2 separate regions of the Homo sapiens genome follow, and region 1 is linked to region 2. A link is a contact called in ENCODE Hi-C or POLR2A ChIA-PET data. All regions are on one chromosome and are shown on one strand. The core of a region is the stretch at or near the end of the contact, and the rest is flanking DNA. Distances in the headings are between cores, read along the strand shown. Region 1 has its middle 77 kb from the start of LINC02971. Region 2 overlaps TARBP1 (tRNA guanosine 2 -O-methyltransferase TARBP1).

Region 1 (6,296 bases), core at 3,126-5,625, 410 kb after region 2:
ACCAGGCTGGTCTTGAACTCCTGACCTCAGGTGATCCACCCGCCTCAGCCTCCCAAAGTGCTGGGATTACAGGCGTAAGCCACCGTGCCTGGCCCCTCATCTTTTTGATAAGGGAGTTGGAGGGGATGACCAGCAAGGCCACTTTCGGCTCGGACCCAATGCAGTCCCAAGAAATCACAGGAGCAGTAAGTTATTCTCCTTCCTGTGTCCAGCCCCAGGCTCCAGTCTCAGCCGGTATTCTAAAACCATCAGGACTCCAAGAGGTCCAGGCAAAGTCTGAGCCCCACATCCACTCAGCCCCCAGTACCGCTGCTCTATCCTCCGCGGGCTTCTCCGTTCCATGGCCCAGTGGGGCTCTTCCTTCCTAATTTTCTGCACTTTCTTGAGGGTTGCCGGTTAGGTAGGAATGAATTCTAAGACACTCAGACCTCAGCCACTATTCTGGTGGGTGGCACAATGGATAGAATCTTCCTTGAGCCAGACACTGGAAATGAATTCACTCCTTGAAGGCTGATGGCTTTGGACACATCTGCTCCTCAACGTCCTTGCCTCTCAAATGATAGCGTGGCCCAGCCACCCTTGGATGGTTAGGTGGGATTTTCTGCTGGAATTGTGCATCTTGGGAAAATGTTTTGAAAAGCCTGAAACTCTGGAAAGATGGGAGTAGGATGGAGACTCCAGTTTGAGTCTCTAAGCCAGGTCTGCAGGATGGGCCCCTCCAACTGAGTAAGTGCCTGCTGTCCTTTTCCCGGCACCCCCACTGGCCAACTCCTCCTCAGCCAGAGATGTTGGGGCTATTTCCATCTGTGCGCTAAACCCTCGTGGATGGGCGTGGCCACCTTTCCATAGGAAACCACCCAGTGGTAAGTCCTCTATCACCCTCTCGTGACCTCTAGGTAGGTGGCCATATGTCCCCTTTACCCAGTTTATTCCGGTGAATAGTGCCTCCTTTCATTCTCAAACAAGTGTCCCAGCTGGCACAAGAAAACACGGGGTCACTGCACCTCTAGGCCAAGTGACACCTCTACAGACACCGCCTCTGGGCAAGCTGGGTCACCTCTGCACGGAGTCGTTTCAGGGTGGGTCAGCCCCTTTGGACATCATGTAACGTGGTCATTATCCTCTACATCACTGTTACAAAAGAGAATGTAACTTCAAGGTAACAGAAGAAAGATCAGAGGGCACCGGCCTTCCTCCATGAGGACGCAGCTCCATTTGCAGCCCTGGCTGACCACCTTCTTTGGTCCGCTTCTCTTCTGTTTCGTTCTTTAGCCTAAGGCTTACCTCTGCCAACGTCAGCATGAGGAGGCGCCACGGCCCCCTGCACCCAGAGCTGCCCTGGCAGTGGCTCCCAAGGCCACGGAGCAGCCCCCGGCTGAGGAGAGGCATATGACAGCCAAGGACATTCTGCACCCAACAGACCGAAGCTCCTTATCCCAGGCTGATTGTTCTCGGCTATGATGGCACCATGGCAAGGGAAACTTGAACGAAGGCTTGGGATGACACAGATAGGTGAGCTGCTGATGTTTTCACATTTCTTTTTCCTCCTCAGCCAGCAGTTGCATGGTTTTTCTTATGGATTGGAGAGGGAACACTGCCTGCCAGAACACTGCATGTGTGCAAATGTTTATAATAATGCTACTCCCATGACGGTGTGTCTTAGAGGCACGTCAAGGACAGGAGCCCTTTTTCCATTTTACGGATGAGGAAACTAAAGAAGGAAAGAAATTCTGCTCCTCAGCCGGGCGCGGTGGCTCACGCCTGTAATCCCAGCACTTTGGGAGGCCGAGGCAGGCGGATCACTTGAGGTCAGGAGTTCAAGACCAGCCTGGCCTACGTAGTGAAAGCCCATCTCTACTAAAAATACAAAAATTAGCCAGGTATGGTGGCAGCTTCCTGTAATCCCAGCTACTCGGGAGACTGAGGCAGGAGAATCACTTGAACCTGGGAGGCAGAGGTTGCAGTGAGCTGAGATCGCACCACTGCACTCCAGCCTACGTGACACAGCGAGATTCTGTCTCAAAAAAAAAAAAAAGGAATTCTGCTCCTTAACTTGACCTAATGAATTAGGCTTCCTTCTAGAAATAATTAAGGCTTAGATCAAATTGTATCCGAAACAGAAAGTGAAATAGGGCATGTTCTCACTCAGAAGTGGGAGCTAAATGCTGAGTAGTGAGGGTCATGTAGAGTGGATAATGAGACTTCAAAAAGTGGAAGGAGGGGCAGTGAGGGCTGAGAAAACTCCTGCTGGGTACAATGTTCACTCTTCAGGTGCAGGCACACCAAACACCCAGACTCCCAGACTTCCCAATATGTTCATGTAACCAAACTGCACCTGTACCCCCTAAATCTATAAAAATACACAATTTTTAAAATATTCTTCACAGACACGCACACTCACACACTCACACAAACTCTCCACTCCTCCGAGGCCCTTGCCTGGCTTCCCTCCTCTGGTTTCACTCATGATGCTTTCCTATCTCCCGGCTATAAATACACCACACTCAAACATGTCTCTTGGTTTCACTCCATTGGCCAAAGAAGTGGTTATCCAGAAGCAGCCAGTGAGGGGAGAGGCAACACATTTGCTCAGTCCAGGACAAAGGTGGCCCACAAAAACAAAATGTTTTCTTGCCTTTTGATGCATCTGACAGAGTGCTATTGAGGGAGGCCTGGGCCTGTCCCATACTCTCCGGGCCTACAAATACTTTCAGTATCCACCAGCACTGGGGGCTGATCACACAAGAATACAAAAGCTTCTCAGCCTGATGCGGTGGCTCATGCCTATAATCTCAGCACTTTGGGAGGCCAAGGCAGATGGATCACTTAAGGTCACCAGTTCAAGACCAGCCTGGCCAACATGGTAAAACCTCGTCTCCACTGAAAATACAAAAAAATCATCCAGGCATGGTGGCACATGCCTGTACTCCCAGCTACTTGGGAGCCTGAGGAAGGAGAATCGCTTGAACCTTGGAGGTGGAGGTTGCAGTGAGCCGAGATCGGGCTACTGCACTCCAGCCTGGGAGACAGAGCGAGACTCTGTCTCAAAAAAAAAAAAAAAAAAAAATCTCATTTTAGATCCTGCCTAAGCCACAGACTGACATGAGGCCCCCTCATTGCCAACCACTAGTTCAGCTGTGGGAAAGCCACCTCCAGGTCTTTTGTGAGAGAATCAAGGTCAGACCCCAGAGAAGCCATCTCTTCTAACTACCATGGTCTTCCTGACTCCCATTCAGAGTCAATCCTTCCTCTATTTCTCACAGACTTTTATTATTGTTATTGTCTTTAATGAAGATGTACCTAGAGTCATATATCATGATATTATTGTTTCAAATATTATTAGTAGTAGTATTTATTGGGTGCTAGTTTGTATTGAGTGCCTTTCATTCATCATCACACGTGATCTTCTTAACAAACCTAGAGTGTAGGTAACATTAATACTATACTATTATCACCATCACACCGATGAGGAAACTGTGACTCAGAAGGTTAAGTAATGTGCCCAAAGTCACACAGCTACTAAATGACAGAGCCACATTTTAAACTCAGGGTTGACAGACTCCACCAAAGATCATCTATTCCAACGCTTCCCATATGGAACACTATGCCAAGAGATGCATAGTTGCTATCTGACCTAAAATGGGTGGATAGGGAAGTTCTGGATTAAATAAGTTTAAGAAATACTACATACCCAGTGGTCCCCAGACTTGTTGGTTTCAGGAACCCTTTGCACCCTTAAAAATTATCAAGAGTAGGCCAGATGTAGTGACTCCTGCCTGTAGTCCCAGCACCCTGGGAGGTCAAGGCGGGAGGACTGCTTGAGTCCAGGAGTTTGAGACCAGCCTGGGCAACTTAGCGAGACCCCATCTCTACAGAAAAATGTATAAATTAGCCGGGTGTGGTGTTATGCACCTATAGTCCCAGCTACTCAGGAGGCTGAGGCAGGAGGATCATTTGAGTCTAGGAAGTCAAGACTGCAGTGAGCCATGATTATGCCACTGCACTTCAGCCTGGGCAGCAGAGCAAGACCATGTCTCAAAAAAAAAAATCAAAATCTTCAAAGAGCTTTTGTTTATGTGGGTTATGCCTATCAATATTTACTATCATCAAAATTAAACTGGAAATTTTTTAAAATATGCAATCGTTCACTTAAAAATAATAATAAATTTACTCCCTGCTAACACCATATTTTTGTGAAAAATGACTCTATTTCCCAAAACAAAAATACCAGTGAAAAGAGTGGCACTGTCCCACGTTTTGGTCCAACTCCTCAGTGTTCCGCTTAAGAGCTGGATTTTCACTTCTGCTTCTGAATTCAACCTGTTGCACTATCATGTAGGCTCTAGAAAATTCCAGTGTATGCTTGTGACAAAGTAAGGGTAAAATGATGCCTTAGTCTTGTTCTGAAAGTAGTGTCGACTTAACTGACCCTCCTGAAAGGGTCTCAAGGACCCTTGAAACTTCTGGCCCACACACTGAAAACCACCACTGTACTTTGAATTCTTTTTTTTTTTTTTTTTTTTTGAGACGGAGTCTCGCTCTGTCACCCAGGCTGGAGTGCAGTGGTGCGATCTCAGCTCACTGACACCTCCGCCTCCCAGGTTCAAGCAATTCTCCTGCCTCAGCCTCCTGAGTAGCTGGGATTACAGGCGTACACCACCATGCCTGGCTAATTTTTGTATTTTTAGTAGGGACAGGGCTACCAGGCATTCTTTTAGAAACTCACAGCGCATATCAGCCAGGCGCAGACTCTGAGAAGTCCTGCATGAAGGGATCATCTATAAGGTCTAATTGAATGTTTCCCAGAGTTATTGAGTGGAACATGCTTGTTAATTGACATACCCTATGACATCATGTGGAACGGCTTTCCAGTGCTAACCGTATGAAAATCTCACTAATCTGCCAGCCTCCCACCCTCAGGCAGGGTAACCCTAGAGCCACTCAGGAAACACATTTTGCATTTCACTACACTAAATCTTGCCTTGTCAAGCCGTCAACCCTCAGCGTTTCTTCCAGGGAAGCCGCGCAGCTCAGTGGAAAGACCACAGACTCAAGGCTTGAAATCTGCATCCACCACTTAACTAATTGTGTGACAACAGGAAAGACACTGAAATGCCCTTAGTCCTTCTCATCTGTAAAATGAGAGTAACACCTAATAGTGAAAGTTCCATAATCACTTTTTGTATCATCAGTCTAGACAGAGACCTGATCTCTACTATGTAACCAAACCACACACTTCATGCATTTCAAATCACGGGGTCTCTCTTGGCTCCTGTTGTTCTTGATCATGTTTTGTCACAATTTTGTTCATTTGCTTCATGTTGTTCTTCTGTCTGAGATGCACTCCCCATCTTTCTGCCTGGAAAACTTCTATGCATCCTTCAAAACCCTGATCAAAGTCCAACTCCTTTAGGAAGCCTTTTCTGACACCCCTGTCGCATTTCTTAGCCTTCAGCCCTCAGCACAGACCTCCTCAAACCTCAGAGGCAGTGCCTTCCTCGTGGTCACTTCACTGTCTGTCCCAAGTCTCTCTCTCCCCACCTCAGGCCCTGAGCTCCTCAAAGTCACTCTGCCTCCTTCTGCTCCATGCATACACAAGGTAAACCTCGAACAGCACTCATTCAGTAGAGGTTATCATTTCCTGTGAGACTAAGCCCACCAAGAAATCCTTTAGCCTTTCCTTGAGCACTAGTTGTTCTGCATCCTCCCTCCCCATCCGCAGGTGCAGGCAGGTCTTGATCTGACAGAGGTTCAGAGGCTGACCGTGCAGCCCCTCTCAGCTCTGCCCATCTGAACGCTGTCCTCAGGCCTGTCTGGCCTACATTCTCAAACTAGGAACAGAGGTGCATGGCAGGCAGGGGTCTGATGAGATGACAGCCAGGGGACATCAATCACCAGGGCCTAGCAGCGGTGGCACCCTGGGTGCTCTTCCTCAGGAACCGCTGCAGGAACTCTCAGTTCTGCCCAACATCATTTACCAAGGGCCTGTCTGGGACAACCGCCACCAATGGGTGCCTGTCCCACGCACATCTCACCACTAGCAAAACCCAGGGCTGAGGGCTGTGCAAGGGTCAGATTATCTAGAGGACTTACTGCTGCCCTTCAGAGCAGCCATGAGGCTGGACTTACCAATTCTCTTGTAGAGAAGGCTTTGTGGTCCTGGCTCTCTCCATGGGCTTTGCACAGTTGTTCCTACTAAGTTTTTTCCACAGCAGGCTGTGGACATCACAGGGAGGCAGCCATGTTTTTTGGGAGCTCAAGGGTCATTGTGCCTGGGGTCTAAGTGCTGAGCAGAA
Region 2 (7,019 bases), core at 4,520-7,019:
CAATGGGAGCAAGGAAGGGGACAGGGTGTCATTACCTCAGAAAATTCTGGTGAAAATGGAAGAATCTTTGTTTCATACAGCTCCAAAAAATGGATAACACCTTCTTTGGACAGGATTTTGTTTTCACTTTCAAACATTCTTTTATAAATACACATATGCCAGGATGGGTGAAAGAGCCAACATCCTGTGGAAACAAACATCAAATGTTGACATCTGATTCTGTCTTCATTTCACCATCAAGACTACATACTCATAAATAATGTACAAACACACACAATAACTTCATTATAACACTACAAGAAGTTTTTGTTACTGTTTTTTGAGAGACAGGTTCTCACTGTGTCACCCAGACTGCAGTGCAATTGCAAAATTCTAGCTCACTGCAGCCTCAAACTCCAGGGCTCAAGCGATCCTCCTGCCTCAGCTTCCTGAGTAGTTTCCTAGCAGGACTACAGGTATGCAAACCACGCCTAGACAATTTTTAAAATATTTTTTAGAAACATGGTCTCAGAATGTTGCCTAGGTTGGTCTCAAACTCCTGAGTTCAAGTGATCCTCCATCCTCGGCCTGCCAAAGCACTGGGATTACAGGTATGAGCCACCGCACCCAGACTGTTTTTAGTCACATCTGAGTATGTCAACCAAAAAAATTTTGGTATTCAGTATTCCGTATTCAGGCAGCTTAATTTTGAAAGACTGTAAATGGGCCAGGCATGGTGGCTCATGCCTGTAATCCAAGCACTTTGGGAGGCCGAGGCAGATGGATCACATGAGGCCAGGAGTTTGAGACCAGCCTGGCCAACATGGCAAAACTCCATCTCTACTAAAAAACACAGAAATCAGCCAGGCATGGTGGTGTATGCCTGTAATCCCAGCTACTGGTGGGGGAGGGACTGAGACACGAGAATCGCTTGAACCCTTGAACTTGGGAGGCGGAGGTTAGAGTGAGCCCAGGCCCCGCCACTGCACTCCAGCTTGGGCAACAGAGTGAGACTCTGTCTTGAAAAAATAAGAAAGACTGTAAACGAATGCTGTAACTGCTACAGTGTACAAAAATTAAATATTACCCCATGCATGCAGGTTGGAACTTCAGATTTGGAATAGTTTCAACCAATTCTTCTCTTATCCCACTTCAATCCATTTTTCACACAGAAATATGAAATTGTCACGCCTCTGCTTAAAATCCTTCAACATCTCCTCATTGTTCTTAGAATAAAGTCCAAACAAGGCATGAACTGACCTTGACTGCCACTCCAACCTCATCCCCCACTCCACACACCAACTCTGCTGCAGCCCTGCTGGTCCTTCTGTTCTGCCTCCTACAGCTGCTCCCATCTCAGGGCTTGTGTCCCAGGTGGTGCCTTCTCAGCCTGGACTCTTAGCTTAGATGTCATCATAAGACAGGCCTTCCCTGACTACCCCACTCACCCTTGAGTCCATTTCATCAGCCCCTTGTCTGTTCCCCTCATATATCTTACAATCAAAACTATTTTTTCATGGAAAACACAAAAGTCAGGTGAAAAATACCACATCTCTCTCACCATTTTACCCCCAATAATTACTAGGTTGGTGCGAAAGTCGTTGCGGTTTTTGCCTTTTTTTTTTTTTTTTTAAAAAAAAAAAAAAGGCAAAAACCGCAACGACTTTCGCACCAACCTAATAGCATGTACTGGACACTAAGTAAATATTTATTCAGTAAATATATAAATGAGTGAGCAAATCAAAACCATGGAATAAATAAATATCTTAGAGATATTTTTCTAACTCTTTTGAAATATCTTTTACTTCTATTAGAGAAAAATACTCAGCATTTTTAACTCATGACATTCTATAAATAAATTAATCCATTATTTGTAATTTACACCAAGATGCTTGTTCAACTCTTTGGCAATGGTAATTTTTCAAAATCAGTCACTGCTATTTGATTTGGTTTCTCAAGAGCTGTGGGCAAAATGTGGTAATAAGAGCATCATTTTAATGGTAAATGAATAAGTGAAGTCACAACAAGATTCAATTAAATTCTAGCCCCAGGTGCAACTACAGATGCTTATGGTCTGTGAAAAATCCCAGTGTATCAGAAAACAACTACAGCAATCAGCTGAATAAAGCTCAATTCCTAAGGGGTCAAACTATTAAACTGTAATTATCTAGAGTAGGCACTAAAAACCATTTACCTAGGTTAATTCTCATGTGTAAACACAATAATGTGGCATTTTATCATTCATATGAACACAGGCCAAAACACTATTGGGCTGCATTTAGCTATTTCATTAAACTTAATTTTATAAAATACATTTAGGAAGCTCCAGCTTCATTGTGTATCTCCTAAAAAGCTCTCATAATATAGTGATCAAGGGCTTATAAACACATTTGAAATTATATCCCGGAATTTTCTCTTCCTAAGAAGTACAAGATACAGAACAATAACTGAAAACTTAAGAAACACTGGAAAAGATATACTAAGAGAATAAGAATGGAAACCAGTTAAAAAGATATATTCATACCAAAGAGTGATTATTGGCCAGGCACGGTGGCTCACACCTGTAATCCCAGCACTTTGGGAGGCTGAGGCAGGTGGATCACCTGAGGTTAGGAGTTTGAGACCAGCCTGGCCAACGTGGCAAAACCCCGTCTCTACTAAAAATACAAAAATTAGCCAGGTGTGGTGGCGCATGCCTGTAATCTCAGCTGCTTGGGAGGCCGAGGCAAAAAAATTGCCTGAACCCGGGAAGCAGAGGTTGCAGTGAGCCGAGATCATCCCACTGCACTCCAGCCTGGGCAACAGATTGCAAGACTCCACATCTCAAAAACAAAAAAAAAGAGCAATTATTAAAACCACAGACTATGTCATCATTGAAACCCTATCGACGAGTCCTTATCTTTTAAAGAAATGTGCTGAAATATTCACAGATAAAATGATAGGATATCTAGGGATGTGCTTCAAAACCATTTAGCAAGAAGGGAACAGGGAAGGCTACATAGGATACACTAAGCAAGGCTGGCCGTGAGACGATCGTTATTAAAGAGGGTGGTAGGTGCGTCACACACACTCTTCTCATTCTATAAATGTTTGAAATTCTCCATCATCAACGGTTTAAAAAATTAACCTTATCTCTTAATTGTAGAAAATTCTGTGGCTATTTTAAATTGTGTTCTTTTTTTTTTTTTTGAGACGGAGTCTTGCTCTGTCACCAGCCTGGAGTGCAGCAGTGTGATCTTGGCTCACTGCAACCTCCGCCTCCTGGATTCGAGTGATTCTCTTGCCTCAGCCTCTCGAGTAGCTGGGACTACAGGCACACACCACCATGCCTGGCTAATTTTTGTATTTTTAGTAGAGACGGAGTTTCACTATGTTGGCCAGGCTGGTCTTGAACTCCTGACCTCAGGTGATCCGCCCACCTCTGCCTCCCAAAGTGCTGGGATTACAGGCATAAGCCACCACGCCTGGCCCAAAATTGTGCTCTTAAAGACGATTTAAGGATATGAGTAGATGCATATAGTTATTATGCTAAGTGAGATAAACATGAACAACATGATCCAGAAGGTGTGTATCTGGAATGGTAACAACTGTTATCTCTTGGTGGCAGCATTACAAGATGATTATATTTTCTTCTGTACACTTTTATAGTTTTTCAAAATTCTCTACAATGAACAGGAATTAGTTACAAAATCAGGGGAAAACCATAAATGTTATTAAAAAATAAAATAAAAGTAATCGTTACCATTTTCCTCTGACACCGCATATTCAAACAGATTGTTTAGCTTTGGTAAAACTGGCTTTATAACATGTATCTAAAAATAAGAGCAAAAAAATCATATGAAATGAAAATGCATCTTGAAAAATGTCAGGCAATTTTCATCTCTTTATTTCACAGTAGCTCTTCTGTTTCTACAAAACATATGTAGAAAGAGCCTGATTTATCCAGTTTTTCAAACAATAGTATGATTCAGGTATGTAAGACTGAGTATGGCAAAGCTAATGAATATAACCACATTACAGCTACATTAAAGTCTACCATTTATACAGTGATTATCATAAATCATGTCATAGAATCCTCAACTGTCCTGGCAGGCAGGTAGGACTGCCAATACTAAGATATTACAAAGAGAAAAAAGACACTGAAATGTTTTCTCTAGTCACTCAAGTTGTTCATGGCTGCACACGCTTAGAACGGCCAGTTCGGAGTTCCATGTTCTTAATACCACATAGCCAAAGTTGCTGACACGTTTGCTTGAGATTAATTTACATATCCTTCAAAATATGGATAAATTTGGGTTTCTAAATAAATAATGGGGGTTTTATGGATCTACTGATTAAAGAAAACCATAAAAGTTAATTTGAATTTAGAAATGCTTTTTCTTTACTCCTCATCCTTGCATCTATATATATTTAGCACATATAAGTAATTATTTAAGTCCACAAACAAGGTTTGGTGCACATTTGGATTGACACCTCACAATGACTCCACAGATGGCTGGCACCTCTGTGGTCCCCAACTTGCAGAATGGAAACCATGGTTCTCAAAGTGTAGTTCCCAGAACAGCAGCATACATATCACCTGGGAACTTGTAAAAAACTCAAAAGTCCTGGACGGGTGCGGTGGCTCACGCCTGTAATCCCAGCACTTTGGGAGGCCAAGGCGGGTGGATTACTTGAGGTCAGGAGTGCAAGACCAGCCTGGCCAACATGGTGGAACCCCATCTCTACTAAAAATACAAAAATTAGCCAGTGTCGTGGCTGTAGTCCCAGCTACTTGGGAGGCTGAGGCAGGAGAATCACTTGAACCCAGGAGGCGGATGTTGCAGTGAGCTGAGATCGTGCCACTGAACCCCAGCCTGGGCGAGAGAGCAAGACTCTGTCTCCAAAAAAAAAAAAAAAAAAAAAAAAAAAACTCAAAAGTCCCAGGCCCCACCCCGACCTACTGAACCAGAAAGTCTGAGGACAGGGCATGGCAATTTATACTTTATAATAAGCCATTTGGGTGATACTGATACTGATAAACGTTAAAGTTTTAGAATGGCAAGGGAAGATCAAATTTTTGAATAATTTGTCAACTGAAAGTATTCTTTAACTTCCTGAAACAACTTACACTCTAAGTTGCATTTATGCCAGACAACAAAGTATACTTGGATTCTATCATCACCAGCTATATCTGAGTTAGTCTCTTTGTATCGCTTTTAATGAATGTTTTTAAAAAAGAAAAATTGTTATCTACTGTAGGATTTGCTAAAATAGAAAAACACTTACCTGATTTCCTTCTAAAGTCTCCATAATTAAAATATAATTTTCCCAAAACTTTAGAAGCTCATCTTTTTTCCTCTCAGACCACCAAAACAGACTTGGGCCTGATATGGTTTAAAAAAGAAAATTAGTTCTTCCTTTTGCAAATTTCATAAGTTTCTCAATGACAGCAGTTCTTAAAATAATGCCACTATTACCAAATGGATTCTCTAATAATGGAGGTGCCCCTGTATCAGAGCCTGGATAGGGGGCTTGGGAATCTCAGAGGGAGATTTTTTTTTGCACTAAGATTACTGTTTTGGAGTTCTGGGTAAAAATGGCAGATTTGCACATATAAACTCTACTTTCTCTCCCTAAGAATCTCACTATAACAGTAAAGGATTTTTCAAGGGCAAAACCCCAAAAGAATGGAGAACACTGGGGGCAGACAACAGCAATAAAATACAGAATCTGAAAATCAGATGAAAACCAAGTTGACTCAAGTCATGAGAATTTTAAGTTGACAAAGGGAAAGCCAGGAAACAATTTGATTTATGCTGCAAAATCCCCCGGAACCAAAGGAAGTGGCTGCAAAAGTTACTCTGGTAAGTGGAGTGAAAAGTGAGGCTAAACCAAAGAGGATGTGTTCAGTGTTTAAGAAACAGTCACATCCCCAGGCCACTTTCCTATGTCCTGAACAGGAAAAGACTAGAACTGCTTTTCTGGAGAAGGTAAAATAGTGCGTCTCTGAATTGGGAGGCACAGGACACAGCAGACATTAGTCCTACTGACAAAGGGGATTCAGCGAACATGTGTGCACCCTGGGTGCTGCGACTCCTCTCTACCTGCCCCCTCAGGTCCTAGAATGCTGGCCAGGCCCTCACTATGCATCAGACAACTGGAAGATGTTCTCTGCAGAATCTGGCCAGCCCAGGAGGAAAGATCTGAAAATATATCAGAGATTCCTTAATGAAATGGCTTGGCCAAATCACCTTATGGTGAAGTTCAGTCAACAGCACCACTCATGGGCTTAGAGCTTTAAACCCAATTTTGATTTCTTATCCTTAAACATAAATAGGGATCTAAGAATCATCAGACAGTTGGGGAAACCTCTACACTAAAGATCAAGACCAAAACAAATGGAGTGGGAGGAGGAAATTGGAGAAAACAAAATTACACAGGTAGAAGAAAACTTTTAAAAGAGTTTTCAGCAATATCTTAAGAAGATAGTAGTATTATAAGAACAGGATATTATTAAAAAGGGGACATTCTGACCAGGCTTGGTGGCTCATGCCTGTAATCCCAACACTTTGGGAGGCTGAGGCAGGAGGATTGCTTGAGGCCAGGAGCTTGAGACCAGCCTGGTACAACATAGCAAGACCCTGTCTCTACAAGGAAATTTAAAAAATTATCAGGGCATGGTGGTGCACACCTATCGTCCCAGCTTCTCTGGAGGCTGAGATGAGAGGATCACTTGAGCCCAGTATTTTGAAGTTATAGTGAGCTATAATCACGCCACTGCACCCTAGCCTGGGCAAGAGCGAGGATTTGTCTCTAAAACACACACACACACACACACACACACACACACACACACACACAAAGGGGACATTTAAAAAAAAAAACTCAATCCAAAATCATAGAAAATCCTTAGGAGAGAAAAGATGCTTTCAAGAAAGTCCAGGAAGTTCAATATCTAAAAAAAGAACAGAAAACAGAAAGGGACGAAATAATCCACAGAATATTCTAGAAAATTTCCCAGAACTGAAGAACATGATTTCCAGATTGCACAGGAGGTC

What was found. Hi-C counts contacts between places; a loop is a spot of excess contacts on that map. ChIA-PET counts read pairs that join two places held with the same protein, here RNA polymerase II (POLR2A). Pooled maps may share reads with other maps.
Region 1: POLR2A ChIA-PET joins it to region 2 with 13 read pairs in PC-9. The contact joins two enhancer-like sites. A Hi-C loop is called at or near these places in 2 of 50 pooled maps. POLR2A ChIA-PET finds 5 or more read pairs at or near these places in 3 of 52 experiments (GM12878, HepG2 and PC-9).

Annotation. Positions count from the first base shown.
Region 1 is chr1:234,877,161-234,883,456 of GRCh38, forward strand. No RefSeq gene overlaps it. Among named protein-coding and RNA genes, the nearest start is that of LINC02971, 77 kb to the right of the region's middle. RefSeq lists a silencer at 4,918-5,054 and an enhancer at 5,438-5,507. Within about 2 kb of position 4,376, at least 4 of the 41 ENCODE cell types and tissues checked have a DNase peak (open chromatin) inside an H3K27ac peak, as active enhancers do; they include GM12878, where a contact is called at or near this core.
Region 2 is chr1:234,467,467-234,474,485 of GRCh38, forward strand. TARBP1 (tRNA guanosine 2 -O-methyltransferase TARBP1) reads right to left here. Exons shown (of 30, transcript NM_005646.4): 2 at 5,248-5,345; 3 at 3,722-3,791; 4 at 36-184. Among named protein-coding and RNA genes, the nearest start is that of TARBP1, 8.2 kb to the right of the region's middle. Within about 2 kb of position 5,770, at least 2 of the 41 ENCODE cell types and tissues checked have a DNase peak (open chromatin) inside an H3K27ac peak, as active enhancers do; they include GM12878, where a contact is called at or near this core.